2 separate regions of the Homo sapiens genome follow, and region 2 is linked to region 1. A link is a contact called in ENCODE Hi-C or POLR2A ChIA-PET data. All regions are on one chromosome and are shown on one strand. The core of a region is the stretch at or near the end of the contact, and the rest is flanking DNA. Distances in the headings are between cores, read along the strand shown.

What was found. Hi-C counts contacts between places; a loop is a spot of excess contacts on that map. ChIA-PET counts read pairs that join two places held with the same protein, here RNA polymerase II (POLR2A). Pooled maps may share reads with other maps.
Region 2: a map of CD4-positive, alpha-beta T cell shows a loop between it and region 1 (1.8-fold over the local background). The contact joins two enhancer-like sites. A Hi-C loop is called at or near these places in 1 of 168 maps with a recorded cell type or tissue (CD4-positive, alpha-beta T cell), 1 of 37 single-sample maps with no recorded cell type and 2 of 50 pooled maps. POLR2A ChIA-PET finds 5 or more read pairs at or near these places in 2 of 52 experiments (HEK293 and activated naive CD8-positive, alpha-beta T cell).

Annotation. Positions count from the first base shown.
Region 1 is chr1:12,142,313-12,148,620 of GRCh38, forward strand. It overlaps TNFRSF8 (TNF receptor superfamily member 8), which reads left to right. Exons shown (of 15, transcript NM_001243.5): 15 at 1-1,895. The coding sequence ends at 219. Among named protein-coding and RNA genes, the nearest start is that of MIR7846, 21 kb to the right of the region's middle. RefSeq lists enhancers at 2,887-2,976, 3,037-3,096, 4,177-4,256, 6,110-6,239. Within about 2 kb of position 1,504, at least 23 of the 41 ENCODE cell types and tissues checked have a DNase peak (open chromatin) inside an H3K27ac peak, as active enhancers do.
Region 2 is chr1:12,451,317-12,458,006 of GRCh38, forward strand. VPS13D (vacuolar protein sorting 13 homolog D) reads left to right here. Exons shown (of 70, transcript NM_015378.4): 66 at 4,682-4,814. Among named protein-coding and RNA genes, the nearest start is that of SNORA59A, 53 kb to the right of the region's middle. Within about 2 kb of position 3,380, at least 19 of the 41 ENCODE cell types and tissues checked have a DNase peak (open chromatin) inside an H3K27ac peak, as active enhancers do.

The DNA.
Region 1 (6,308 bases), core at 254-2,753:
ACCGTGATCGTGGGGACCGTGAAGGCTGAGCTGCCGGAGGGCCGGGGCCTGGCGGGGCCAGCAGAGCCCGAGTTGGAGGAGGAGCTGGAGGCGGACCATACCCCCCACTACCCCGAGCAGGAGACAGAACCGCCTCTGGGCAGCTGCAGCGATGTCATGCTCTCAGTGGAAGAGGAAGGGAAAGAAGACCCCTTGCCCACAGCTGCCTCTGGAAAGTGAGGCCTGGGCTGGGCTGGGGCTAGGAGGGCAGCAGGGTGGCCTCTGGGAGGCCAGGATGGCACTGTTGGCACCGAGGTTGGGGGCAGAGGCCCATCTGGCCTGAACTGAGGCTCCAGCATCTAGTGGTGGACCGGCCGGTCACTGCAGGGGTCTGGTGGTCTCTGCTTGCATCCCCAACTTAGCTGTCCCCTGACCCAGAGCCTAGGGGATCCGGGGCTTGTACAGAAGAGACAGTCCAAGGGGACTGGATCCCAGCAGTGATGTTGGTTGAGGCAGCAAACAGATGGCAGGATGGGCACTGCCGAGAACAGCATTGGTCCCAGAGCCCTGGGCATCAGACCTTAACCACCAGGCCCACAGCCCAGCGAGGGAGAGGTCGTGAGGCCAGCTCCCGGGGCCCCTGTAACCCTACTCTCCTCTCTCCCTGGACCTCAGAGGTGACACCCATTGGGCCCTTCCGGCATGCCCCCAGTTACTGTAAATGTGGCCCCCAGTGGGCATGGAGCCAGTGCCTGTGGTTGTTTCTCCAGAGTCAAAAGGGAAGTCGAGGGATGGGGCGTCGTCAGCTGGCACTGTCTCTGCTGCAGCGGCCACACTGTACTCTGCACTGGTGTGAGGGCCCCTGCCTGGACTGTGGGACCCTCCTGGTGCTGCCCACCTTCCCTGTCCTGTAGCCCCCTCGGTGGGCCCAGGGCCTAGGGCCCAGGATCAAGTCACTCATCTCAGAATGTCCCCACCAATCCCCGCCACAGCAGGCGCCTCGGGTCCCAGATGTCTGCAGCCCTCAGCAGCTGCAGACCGCCCCTCACCAACCCAGAGAACCTGCTTTACTTTGCCCAGGGACTTCCTCCCCATGTGAACATGGGGAACTTCGGGCCCTGCCTGGAGTCCTTGACCGCTCTCTGTGGGCCCCACCCACTCTGTCCTGGGAAATGAAGAAGCATCTTCCTTAGGTCTGCCCTGCTTGCAAATCCACTAGCACCGACCCCACCACCTGGTTCCGGCTCTGCACGCTTTGGGGTGTGGATGTCGAGAGGCACCACGGCCTCACCCAGGCATCTGCTTTACTCTGGACCATAGGAAACAAGACCGTTTGGAGGTTTCATCAGGATTTTGGGTTTTTCACATTTCACGCTAAGGAGTAGTGGCCCTGACTTCCGGTCGGCTGGCCAGCTGACTCCCTAGGGCCTTCAGACGTGTATGCAAATGAGTGATGGATAAGGATGAGTCTTGGAGTTGCGGGCAGCCTGGAGACTCGTGGACTTACCGCCTGGAGGCAGGCCCGGGAAGGCTGCTGTTTACTCATCGGGCAGCCACGTGCTCTCTGGAGGAAGTGATAGTTTCTGAAACCGCTCAGATGTTTTGGGGAAAGTTGGAGAAGCCGTGGCCTTGCGAGAGGTGGTTACACCAGAACCTGGACATTGGCCAGAAGAAGCTTAAGTGGGCAGACACTGTTTGCCCAGTGTTTGTGCAAGGATGGAGTGGGTGTCTCTGCATCACCCACAGCCGCAGCTGTAAGGCACGCTGGAAGGCACACGCCTGCCAGGCAGGGCAGTCTGGCGCCCATGATGGGAGGGATTGACATGTTTCAACAAAATAATGCACTTCCTTACCTAGTGGCCCTTCACACAACTTTTGAATCTCTAAAAATCCATAAAATCCTTAAAGAACTGTAAGGCTGAGGACATGATCATCGAAATTGAGAGTATGTTATTAATAGAACCCCTGAGCAGAAGTGGCTTTGGGAGTCTCCCAGCAGGGCAGGAATTCCCACTGAACCCCCAGGCACTAAGGTGGCCAGTCTCTGGTAGATTGGATACTTCTGGGGCCGGGAGCCCACTTCCTGCTGGGGCAGTCCTTCTTGTTGCTGGAAGATTTTCCTTATCACTCGAGGCAAATTCTTTCTCCATGTAATTGCCGCTCCCTGGTCCAAAGGCTGCCCTTTGAGGACACTCAAAGCCACTGTCGGCCAGTTGCGGTGCCTCACCCCTGTAATCCCAGCACACTGGGAGGCCGAGGCGAGTGGATCACCTGAGGTCAGGAGTTCAAGACTAGCCTGGCCAACATGGTAAAACCCCGTCTCTGCTAAAAATATAAAAATTAGTCGGGTGTGGTGGCGGGCACCTGTAATCCCAGCTACTCAGGAGGCTGAGGCAGGAGAATCGCTTGAACCTGGGAGGTGGAGGTTGCAGCAGTGAGCCGAGATCGTGCCACTGCACTCCAGCCTGGGTGACAAGAATGAGACTCCGTCTCAAAAAAAAAAAAAAAAAAATGCCACTGTTGTCACAAGGCTCCCTTTAGGTATTCGAAGAAAGGTTTCTGGGCCTCCCCATGGCCTTCCTCCCTCTGGGCTGGGCCGGGCAGCCCCATAGCTTTGGAGAAGGGATTCTCCAAGGAACAGCGTGAGTGCCCAAGCCCTGGGAGGCAGGGGGAGGACCACAGGTATCTGGGATCCCTGGGAGGCAGGGTGAGGACCACAGGTATCTGGGAGTGTTGGGCTTCAGTGTCTGAGCTGGGAGGAGCCCAGCCTGCCTCCCTGGGCACAGCTTTGTGGCACTTTAGGGCCAGCCTCCACCCCAGGCAGCCAGCCTGAGGCCTCCTCTGACTGTCTCCTGTGCGAGGTGGAGAACACCCACAGCCACAGACAGACCCTGTCCACCCCATCCCCAAGACTCCAGCCCACACCCACACATCAGCCCAGCCATTGAACCAGCCATGCACTCAGTCCAGGAGCCAGGGTGGATTTCCCCATCCTGCCCAGCGATGAGCGGACCCCTTCTATTCTCTGGCTGTGCTCACGTCCAGGTTGGCAGATGGACAGAGCTCCCTGCTACTCAAGGTAGCAATTCTCAGGCTGTGACGACACCCCCACACACCTCTTCCTAAACATTTGCGATCAGAGAGGGACAGCAAGTGGTAAGTATCAGATGGAAGCTGTTGCCTTCAAAGAAAAGCCATTGTTTCCCAAGGCACTTTTGTAGGTGGTAAAAACCATTCTACAGTTCACAGAATCTCCACGGCTCGGGTCAGTCCCTAAAACGGAACGAGGGGACCTCCCTAGAGCGTCTCTCGCTCCATCACGACCTCACCCTCCAACAGTGAGGTGTAAAAGACCCAAGGCTGGGTCTTGGTCATCTTTGTCCCATGGTCACTGGGCACTGATTGGTTGGGCTAAGTAGAAATGAAAACCTGTGTGGGGATGAGAGGCGGCTCTCCAGCCACAGTTCCTCGGGTGCCTTCTCTCTTCCCCCCACTTCCTCGATCCTCTGCAGTGGGGGGGCAAGTGTGGGGTGGGGGTTGCTTGGGCCAGAATATGTGGGGACATCAGATTCACAGCCACGGCCCAAGAGAAAAGCTTAGTCAAGGCGAGACTGTTCAGCTTCAAGGGGGGCTCCTTGGGCTGAAGGAGAAGCTGCTGAGGACACCTCAGGCCCCTGCACCCTCCACCAGGCCCCTCTGCCAGGCACCTCCTCCTAAGCCAGCACCCCATGCTGGCCAAACACCCTGGAACCCTTGCCCCTGGCTGACCCAGGGGAGCAGGTGTTCAATGTTGGGGCCATGGGTGTGAGCCAGGCACAGGGCAGAGAGGCTTGCCTGCCATTCTCTGCAGCTCAGACACAACAGCAGCGTGCGGATGGTGATGGCGCTGCGGGGTCACACACAGGCTCGAATCCCAGCTCTGCCATTTATCAGTTGCATGAGCTTGGCTATGTTCCATGATCTCTTTCAGACTCAGTTTTCTTGTCTGTGAAATGGGGGTGTCAGTCTCTACCTGACGGGGTTGTGGGGCTTCCCTGACATGCCACTCGGTGTGTGGCTTGTGCTGAGTGGCAGGTTCTGTCCTTATTCCAGCCTGGTGGCCGCTTGTCAAGAGCGAGCCCTTCCTATGTCTGCAGAATTCAGCCCATCAAGGTTAATCAGAGCTTTCAGGCCAGCCTGGGAACCTAGCCACCCTTGGGGCCAACTTGCTGTGGGAAGCCCCGCAGTGGGCAGGCCTCTTCTTGTTCTGTGGGCTACCCCAAGAACCCTTCAGATCACAGTCATAGGACTGGCTCATTATTCGACGTCTGTAACTCTGGGCATGTCGGCGAAGTGCTGCGGGTCCCTCCGGAGGGACATCTCACTCGTGGTTCTAGCACATTCCAGATTGCACCACATTACTGTTCGAGGGCTTTCCTCAATTAAAGGGTCTAGCTGCTGAGGACTAGTGGGGCACAGACTTGCTCTCGTGGGTCCTGTGTCTGGTGGACGGGACAGACGGTGGCGTCATCAAATCAGTACACAAGGTCATTCCAGAGTCAGATCACGCTGTGAACCACAAGGAGTCTGAGCCAGGTACTGTGGCAGAGTGGGAGGGGAGGGCCACCACTAGCTAGGTGGTCAGGGCAAGCCTCTTTGAGAAGGTGCCCTTTGAACTTGGCCTGAGTGATGTCACAAGCCAGCGAGGTCTGGAAGGCAGGGAGCTGAAGTGGGCACACTCCTGCCTCGAGTTTCAGGAAGAACACAGTGGTGGAAGAGGCACGGTGGGCGAGGGAAAAAAGGAGGTGAGGGGGGAAGGCCTGGGGAGGAGGGCCTGGTGGGCCATTGTGATTAGGCACCTAGATTTTATCATAAAAGTACTGGTCTATGTTTCTTTCTGTTTTCTTCCTAGTAGAACAATAAACATCCTGGTATTATTTCAGCAATCAGTGAGAAAGGCCAAACCAGGGGCGGCAAAGGTTGTTTTAACCTATTTTGGAGGGAAGTTGGGGAAACAGGCAGCAGCTGCTGGCAGCCAGGAAGCAGTTAGATGGGTTTTCTCAGAAAGAACTAAGACAGCATTCCTGGTGATGATTGTAGCTATGGGTAGGGTTAGGAGTCTGCCGGTCTAGCTTCCCCCTTTCTCTGGGTATCTTCCAGAGAGTAAAAACCAAACTGAAAAACCCTGGGAAGCCTGGAGGCCTTTGTTTGTGTTTTGGTGTGGTGATTGTTTTCCCGGTCATGAGGCAGAGGGATCATTTCAGTATCACAGGGTCAGCGGTGGCCTGTGCTTTTTACCCTTTAGCCCTCATGGAGGCAGTGGCCATTTCATGACGGTGGCATGGAGCTGTGGCTTCCGGCTCGACAAGCTCCCAGCTGCTTGGTCCCAAGCAAAGCCCTTATGTGCGTTCAATGTGGGTTTTCTGGTCTGCAAAATGGACCTAATGGGGCCAGATGCGGTGGCTCACGCCTGCAATCCCAGCACTTTGGGAGGCCGAGGTGAGTGGGTCACTTGAGGTCAGGAGTTCGAGACCAGCCCGGGCAACATGGCAAAACCCCGTCTCGACTAAAAATACAAAAAGTAGCCAGGCATGGTGGCATATGCCTGTGATCCCAGCTACTTGGGAGGCTAAGGTGGGAGAATTGCTTGAACCTGGGAGGCGGAGGTTGCAGTGAGCCGAGATCGTGCCACTGCACTCCAGCCTGGGTGACAGAACGAGACTCTGTCTTCAAAAAAAAAAAGAAAAGGAACTATAAGGCTGAGAGGGACTGTGGAAGTCCAGTCTGGGCACGTATGCCATGTTCAGTAAATGACAGCCATCAAGAGCAGCATCTTAAGAGCTGAGAGTTCGCCTAGGCCGCATTCTTTGTACATCTGGGCTTCCTAATAGAACCCTGGACAGTAGATAGGCTGGGTGGCAGCACTCCCTTTTACAAACTGAGGCTCGGGGAGTGGGGGGGAGCGAAGCAACTGGCCCACTGCCACACAGCTGGGAAGTCCCAGAGCTGGAGTTCAACCCCCAACTTTGTGATTCTAAATCCCTCCCCATGCCCAGGTGGCCTGGCTGCCTCTGTGGTCAGGGGTTGTGTTCATATCGTGGTCATCCCCTGGCACTATGCCTTCTAGATAAGTTTCCTTTCATCTTCAAGTCACCACAACTGAGAGATAGAATAGAGGCTGATTTTATTCCTCCCTTTATGGGAAGGCAGGGACAGTTGCAAGAGGCAGGGTAACCTGCCCAAGGTCAAACTCCAGGCTGGGTGTGGCTTTCTGACTGCTCTGACCGGACAGGAAGGACACAGAGCTAACCCAGCCAGGGCCTCCTTCCTTGACACAGCTTTCCTCAAAG
Region 2 (6,690 bases), core at 2,130-4,629, 310 kb after region 1:
GTACTTCTGAGATTTTTACCCCCTTGCTGAAAATATTGCTTTATAGAAGTTAATGACTTTGGACTGTGGCCAGAATTCACAAGTATGGCATGTGTTGAAGTGAAAGGAAGGGGAAAATCATTGTCTTTGTGAGTGTAACACTAGATTTTCTGAAGGACATTTTGTTCCTTGGAACCTTTCATTTTAGCTAGAACAACATGCACTTGAAGCCTTAAGTATTTTGTGGACTTGAGATTGCTACAAAATGAGGTAGGCAGACTTAAGTCTCTGCAAATGCTCCTTCTGGTGTTAAGGTATTATAACCAAAGAGTTACAAATTGTCTGCAGATTACCTTCCAGTTGCTAGTCGCTTTCCCAGTTTAGAAGCCTAGCACACCCTGGTGCTGTTATGCCCTGCTGCAGATAGCTTCCGCTTTGCTGGGGGGATATGCCATGCCAGATGCTTTACGTGCACACTATCCCTGAATCCTCAAGACAGTCCTGCAGAATCTGATTATTCCCATTTTGCATATAAAGAAGTCAAAGTTTAGATAACATAATACTATTTTTATTGAATGTCTCATATGTATCAGGCTCTGTGCTATGTGCTTTACATGTATTACCTAATCCTTACAGCATCTTTGTAGGGAATATTTGTATCCCCATTTTGAAAAGGAGGAAAACAGAGGCCCGCAAAGGTTACTTGTCTGTGATCTCATAGCTGTTGGGTGTCACAGTCAAAATTCAAACTCAGGTGTGATTATCTTTCTATTATGCCACATCCATACTTCCCTACTGAGGTCTTGAAGGCAAGAGACAGAAACCACTTCTGATTTCTGATTCTCTGTCTCTAGCCTGCCGTACAAGTAGGGCTTCTGCACATGTTGGATTGCTTGGTTGACTGGGTGTGTAGTGGATTTGTACTTGCTCATATCGGGACTCATTTTTCCTTCGTCTGAATAATCTGGACCTCTATCTCCAGGCTTTACTTGTCACAAGACAGTGGGAGGATGGGATCATGAAGGATGGCCTGGGCCAGTCACTCCCTACATGATGGTGTAGCTCTTTTGGGTATCTCTGCCCTGTTTTGATGACCATCTTCAAAGTCAAGGACCTGGGTAAAATAGTGCTTCCAAGCTTCAGAGAAGAGCAAGGCCAGAGGGCACCCATGATGAGCACCACTGGAATTCCCTCCCTCCACAGCCCACTTGTTTTCTGCTGTCTTTGAGGGAGAAATAATGGCTGGGCAGGACTTACCTTCCCACTGAGGTGGGGAATGGGGTAGAATTAAGGATGCCTAACTAAATGCCTCCATAGTAAAAGGAGGCCACATGCTTTATGGTAGCCTGGATTCAATCCTCAGAGTGCAGTGAACTGGCCCAGGGCCCTGCCTTTACCACTGTATCCATCATTTGGCTGGCTTTGGTTTAGTTTCTGTAAAACGTCTTTCCCAGTAAAATCTGATTAACTACTCATCAATACAGGTTTGGTTGGATCATAGATTTCAACATCTACTCAAGTTTTCTGGGTTCTCAAAGCTGTATTTCTAGGGGTGAAGACTTTTGTAATGGTTGACTGTTAACAAGTGGCAAAGGACAAGTCCAGTTGGCTTGCATAAGCAATTTTTTATGGACAGAGAAACAGGAATTCAGACAGAAGTCCTACAGTAAGTTGAGATAGGTGTAGGTACCTTTCCATGGCAAAGGTCTTCATCTTACGGAAGAATCCAGCATTAGAGGGAAGAGTGATCTCTTAGGTCATCTCATCCCATCCTCCTTGGGTCAATACATTGTCTTTGTATAGAGAACACCCAGGACCCAGTTGGTGCTGGGGAGCTGAGGCTGCCACAGCAGACTTAGTTGGAAATTAAGCTTTTGGCATAGGCTCACTCATCAACTTTGGATATTAATTGATGGGAGTAGAAGAAGAGGGAGTGATATTGGGTATTCTGCCTAGATTATTCTCCCATATTCTCTTGGTGGGGGAGTATTATAGGATTTTTAACTTCCTCCTAGTTAGCTGCCAGCGATAGGTAAAGAGCACTTTACCCTATCTGTCTTCCAAGAAAGAGAATGTAAGCTCTTAGAAAGAATATAAGAGCTTGAGAGAAACAGGAAAGACCTGAATAAGACCCTGAATTGGCTGCGGTGCTCCTGGGTCTCTTCAGGTGGAGATGTGTCCCCTGGAGACACACAGGACATGGGCACGCGTCACTTAACTGTGGTTCTCACAGCGTCTGGGGCACCAGAGAGACACGTTTTTGTCTGGAACCTGAAGAACGCTGGCAGCCTACATAATTCTAAACATAGCAGGCACTCTTATTGATTCTTTCCAAAACAAAGGTCACATTTCCTTTCTGTGTAGTTTGTGTCCTGGGTTCCTGCTGACTGTTTTGTGTATACGATTGTTACCTTCTCAAAGAGACTGTCAGTTCTTGAGGGCAGGGTTCAAGGCTGCTGTTTGTTTGTGTTCTTCAGCAGTACCTAAATCTGTCCTGGGCTCAGAGGAAGTATTTAGTAAAGACATTCTACCTTGGGTTGTAGGTCACACAGTGCCAGAGCTGGAAAGGATTTTGGAAATCGTAGAGTCCAACACTCTAATTTTGTAAGTGGTACCACTCCAAAAACTTACTTGGGAGGCTGGTGTTTATCTGCTGGAAAGAGAGGATTTTATTATGTTAAACTATAGTGCAAATGACCATAATTCTAAACCTTTGACAGGCTTCCCTCAAACGCTGCAGGCATGTTCCTCCTTGGACTAGTAGCAGAGTAATAAGAACAGTAAGAATGCTAACTAGATACCAGGCCCCCGAGCCATTGTCATGAATGCTTCCAGCCACATGACAAAGTAGGTACTCTGGCTATTCTCCAGATGCAGAGGAGGCTCAGAGGTAGGTGACCTCGCTCAGGGTCATGTAGTTACCAGAATGGTCGAGGGAGGACTGAAGTTTGGTCAGATGCCCCAGCTTGTGGCCCTTCTCCTATACTGTGGTAACTCTCAGATGGGGTCTCTGACTGAAGCCACTCCTTAGTGATTCACGGTGCTAGCTTTGCAGCGTCGTGTGGTGTTTCCAGTTGTCCTAAAGGAAGTTATTAATTTTCATTAACTTTAATTCTCTCATTAGACAGGCAGTGATATGGAAGGCAAGGCAGAAAGCAAACAAATAATGATAGGGGTTACATCTCCAGAAAGGTCAGGAATCACTGCCCTAGGTTGTAAAATATTTGGACTGAGTAAAAGGCATGAGTCTTCCCATAGCTTCTTCCAGGAACTGTTGCTTTACATGGAATTGCTGCTGTGTTCACTAGTCCCTCTTCTGTGCCCAGAACTCACTGTCACATGTGTCAAGAATCCTCATGACTGAGGTTTCCAGGGCAGATCTGATCTGTGTAACACGCACCCTAACCCCCTTGCCAAAGGAGAATGAAATAGGCCCCTAGATGGCCACCCAGTTCCTGGGCCTTCCAGGCAGGCAGCTTGCCTTGAGGCTTTCCCCTGAGCCTTGTATCTAAGGAACATTCCTGTGAGTTTTCTAAGAGGTTAGTCCTGGGTCATTGGCACTTAAACCACTTGTTTTGGTAGATCCTTCCTGAGAAGGTTAATTATATATTTGATATCCTTCTCTTTTTATGCCTGAATGATGAGGATAAGTACTCTGTGGTTTATTAACTGTCACTTTAAACCTTTTCAGATTGTCTTGTGACAAAACAGAGTTTTATGTCCTTTTTATCCCAGCTTTGATGGATGAGACAGCTTTTCTGGTTAAAGTATGCCAGGATAAATAAAATCTCTGAATTGTGGAAAGGGTGGGTTTGCATTTGAAATCATGAGTTCAAGTCTGCCACCTCCTATGAACGGTGACCTAACCTGTTAATCTTTCCATCGATTTCGTTTTTGGCTTTTGACAAATGGAGCTTGGCACCTCATAGGTACTCAGTAATTATTGAATAAATGAAAGACAGCATTACTGGAGGGAGTTTGATGTCTCCAAATATTTGATACCAAACCCTAAAGCAACAATCTGACACATTTCCTGTTTTGAATTCCACTAATTCTTAGAGCAAAGAGCCTATGTTCTTACCATGATACAGTCCTGAAGCTCACTTCTCCCTCAAGACTATTTTGTTATACCTCTGATTTTTTCAGTAAATTTGGAGTAGTATTCTGGAAAGTGAATGTCATTAAAGATTTTTAGTAGTTGCTTTGCAAAGCCTAGTGTCCTCCATTGTATGCATCCCCCAATTGGTATGTGTCCAGTCCTTTTGAGAACCACTCAACCTGGGGCAGACAGTATAGGTAACTGCATTTAAAATATTTAAATTTATTTATATTTAAATTATTGGCCAGGCACAGTGGCTCACGCCTGTAATCCCAGCACTTTGGGAGGCCTAGGTGGGCAGATCACTTGAGGTCAGGAGTTCGAGACTAGCCTGACCAACATGGTGAAACCCCATCTCTGCTAAAAATACAAAAATTAGCCAGGTGTGGTGGTACACACCTGTAGTCTCAGCTACTCGGGAGCCTGAGGCAGGAGAATCACTTGAGCCTGGGAGGCGGAGGTTGTGATGAGATGAGATCACACCACTACAGACCAGCATGGGCTTATCTAATTGTATTTAATTTAAATTTATTTAAAGTAATTCAAATAGTAAAAATAGTGCCAAGACTTTAAAACTCTTCTCCTGCTTTTAACTCCTTCTAGTTTGCTGGAACATTATCAGATGGCTTAGGGAAGACGATGGACAATCGGCATCAGTCAGAGCGGGAGTACATCAGGTACCATGCAGCCACAAGTGGTGAACACCTTGTAGCCGGCATCCATGGCCTGGCTCATGGTAAGTCATGGGTGACATCAGGCTCTGCTGCTGCTGGTCCTCAGAGGCGCCTTTGTATCAATCTGATTGCAGCTATAAAAAAAGAAAGGTGGGCTGGGCGCGGTGGCTCATGCTTGTAATCCCAGCATTTTGGGAGGCCTAGGAGAGTGGATCATGAGGTCAGGAGTTTGAGACCAGCCTGGCCAACACAGTGAAACCCCGCCTCTACTAAGAATACAAAAATTAGGCCAGGCACAGTGGCTCAATCCTGTAATCCCAGCATTTTGGGAGGTCGAGGCGGGTGGATCATTTGAGGTCAGGAGTTTGAGACCAGTCTGGCCAACATGGTGGAACCCCATCTCTATCAAAAATACGAAAATTAGACAGGCGTGGTGGTACATGCCTGTAGTCCCAGCTACTCGGGAGGCTGAGGCAGGAGAATTGCTCGAACCCTGGAGGCAGAGGTTGCAATGAGCTGAGATCGTGCCACTGCACTCCAGCCTGGCAACAGAGCAAGACTCCAATTCAAAAAAAAAAAAAAAAAAAAAAAAGAAAAGGCTGACAACAGAGGAAATCCTGTGTTGGCGTACCTGATAGCCTTCCAAGCTCTCTTACTTTATCCTCCTTGCAGTTGAAATACGACAGCCGGTGAGAACTCCTCATTCGCTTTCTGAATGTTGTGCACATTGCAATTCCTTTTCGTTCTCTGGCTTCTGTTCCCAAAGTATCATAAGGTGTAATCAACCAGACCTGTTCTTAGAATTGTAGCTGCTACTTCTCTTAGAATTGTAACCTCTGCCTTCTCCTTACTGATCATTCCTTCCAAAGAAATTGAAATGAGGAATTTGTGGCCAGGTTTGTAGCCCAGGTGTTTTTTAGTTTTACATAAATGTGCATTCACTAAAATTATAAATTTATTTGCCTAAGAGATGTTGGTGATGGCATGAATGCATTTGGTCTCTGACTTTGAATTCTTTTAATGCTTTAATTCTGAGTCATTTGCCTTTTGTTGCATTTTTCTTAACAATTTCTTAGTACGGCATCCAAGGCCCTTGGAACTATAAATCCAGCCAATTTTCCAACCACCATCCTTCAGCCATGCTGCACTTTGGCCACACACAGCTATGTACTGCTTCCCAGGTGTGCTTCCAAGTCCTTGCTCACACATGGTCCTTCTGCTCTCCCTCCTCTGCCTCATTTCCTTGTCTATCAAAATCCTACTCAGCCTGTAAGTCCCAACTCAATACATTTTCCCAGCTCTATTGTCCCTGTTAGAGTTAATGACAGAGCACAGTCTGGGTTGTGTATGTCACCAGCTGTGTACATCTGATAGATTGAGAATGTGAGGAGGGGAGAAGGACCACTTTGCATTCACCTTTCTCCTTGTGTACCTCACATGACACCTGGCACATAGCTCATGCATAGTAAGGCTTAGTAAATTAAACTCTTTGTACCAGATCCTTAGGAACCATCCAAAGCTATCAGAGTCATATCAAGACTGATCAGTATTAATTATCTGCATTTGGAAGAAGAGGAAGGAATATAGACAGTAAAATATTATATTTCTATTTGTGCTTAGGACACGTTTAGAATAGAGTTTTTGTTTATCAGCTTTCCTAATGGTGAGATTTGGATCAAAATGCCTTTGCTTTTCCTAAGGCTGCCCAACCGTAAAGGGAGCTGTCCCTAAGGAGACGTCAGGCCAGAAGTGAAATTTGGCTGAAAGTAATTTGTTTATGGATTTTAAAAGTTGACTGTTGGGCAATCATTTGGGGTTAAGGTTTAATCATTCTTTCTCGTAATGGTAATGACAGTACATTGGACTCTTAGAAGACTTTTAAAATGAATATAAAATGCTTTGTTATGTGTGGTGGCCTTTATCTGGCCAGCATCCTTG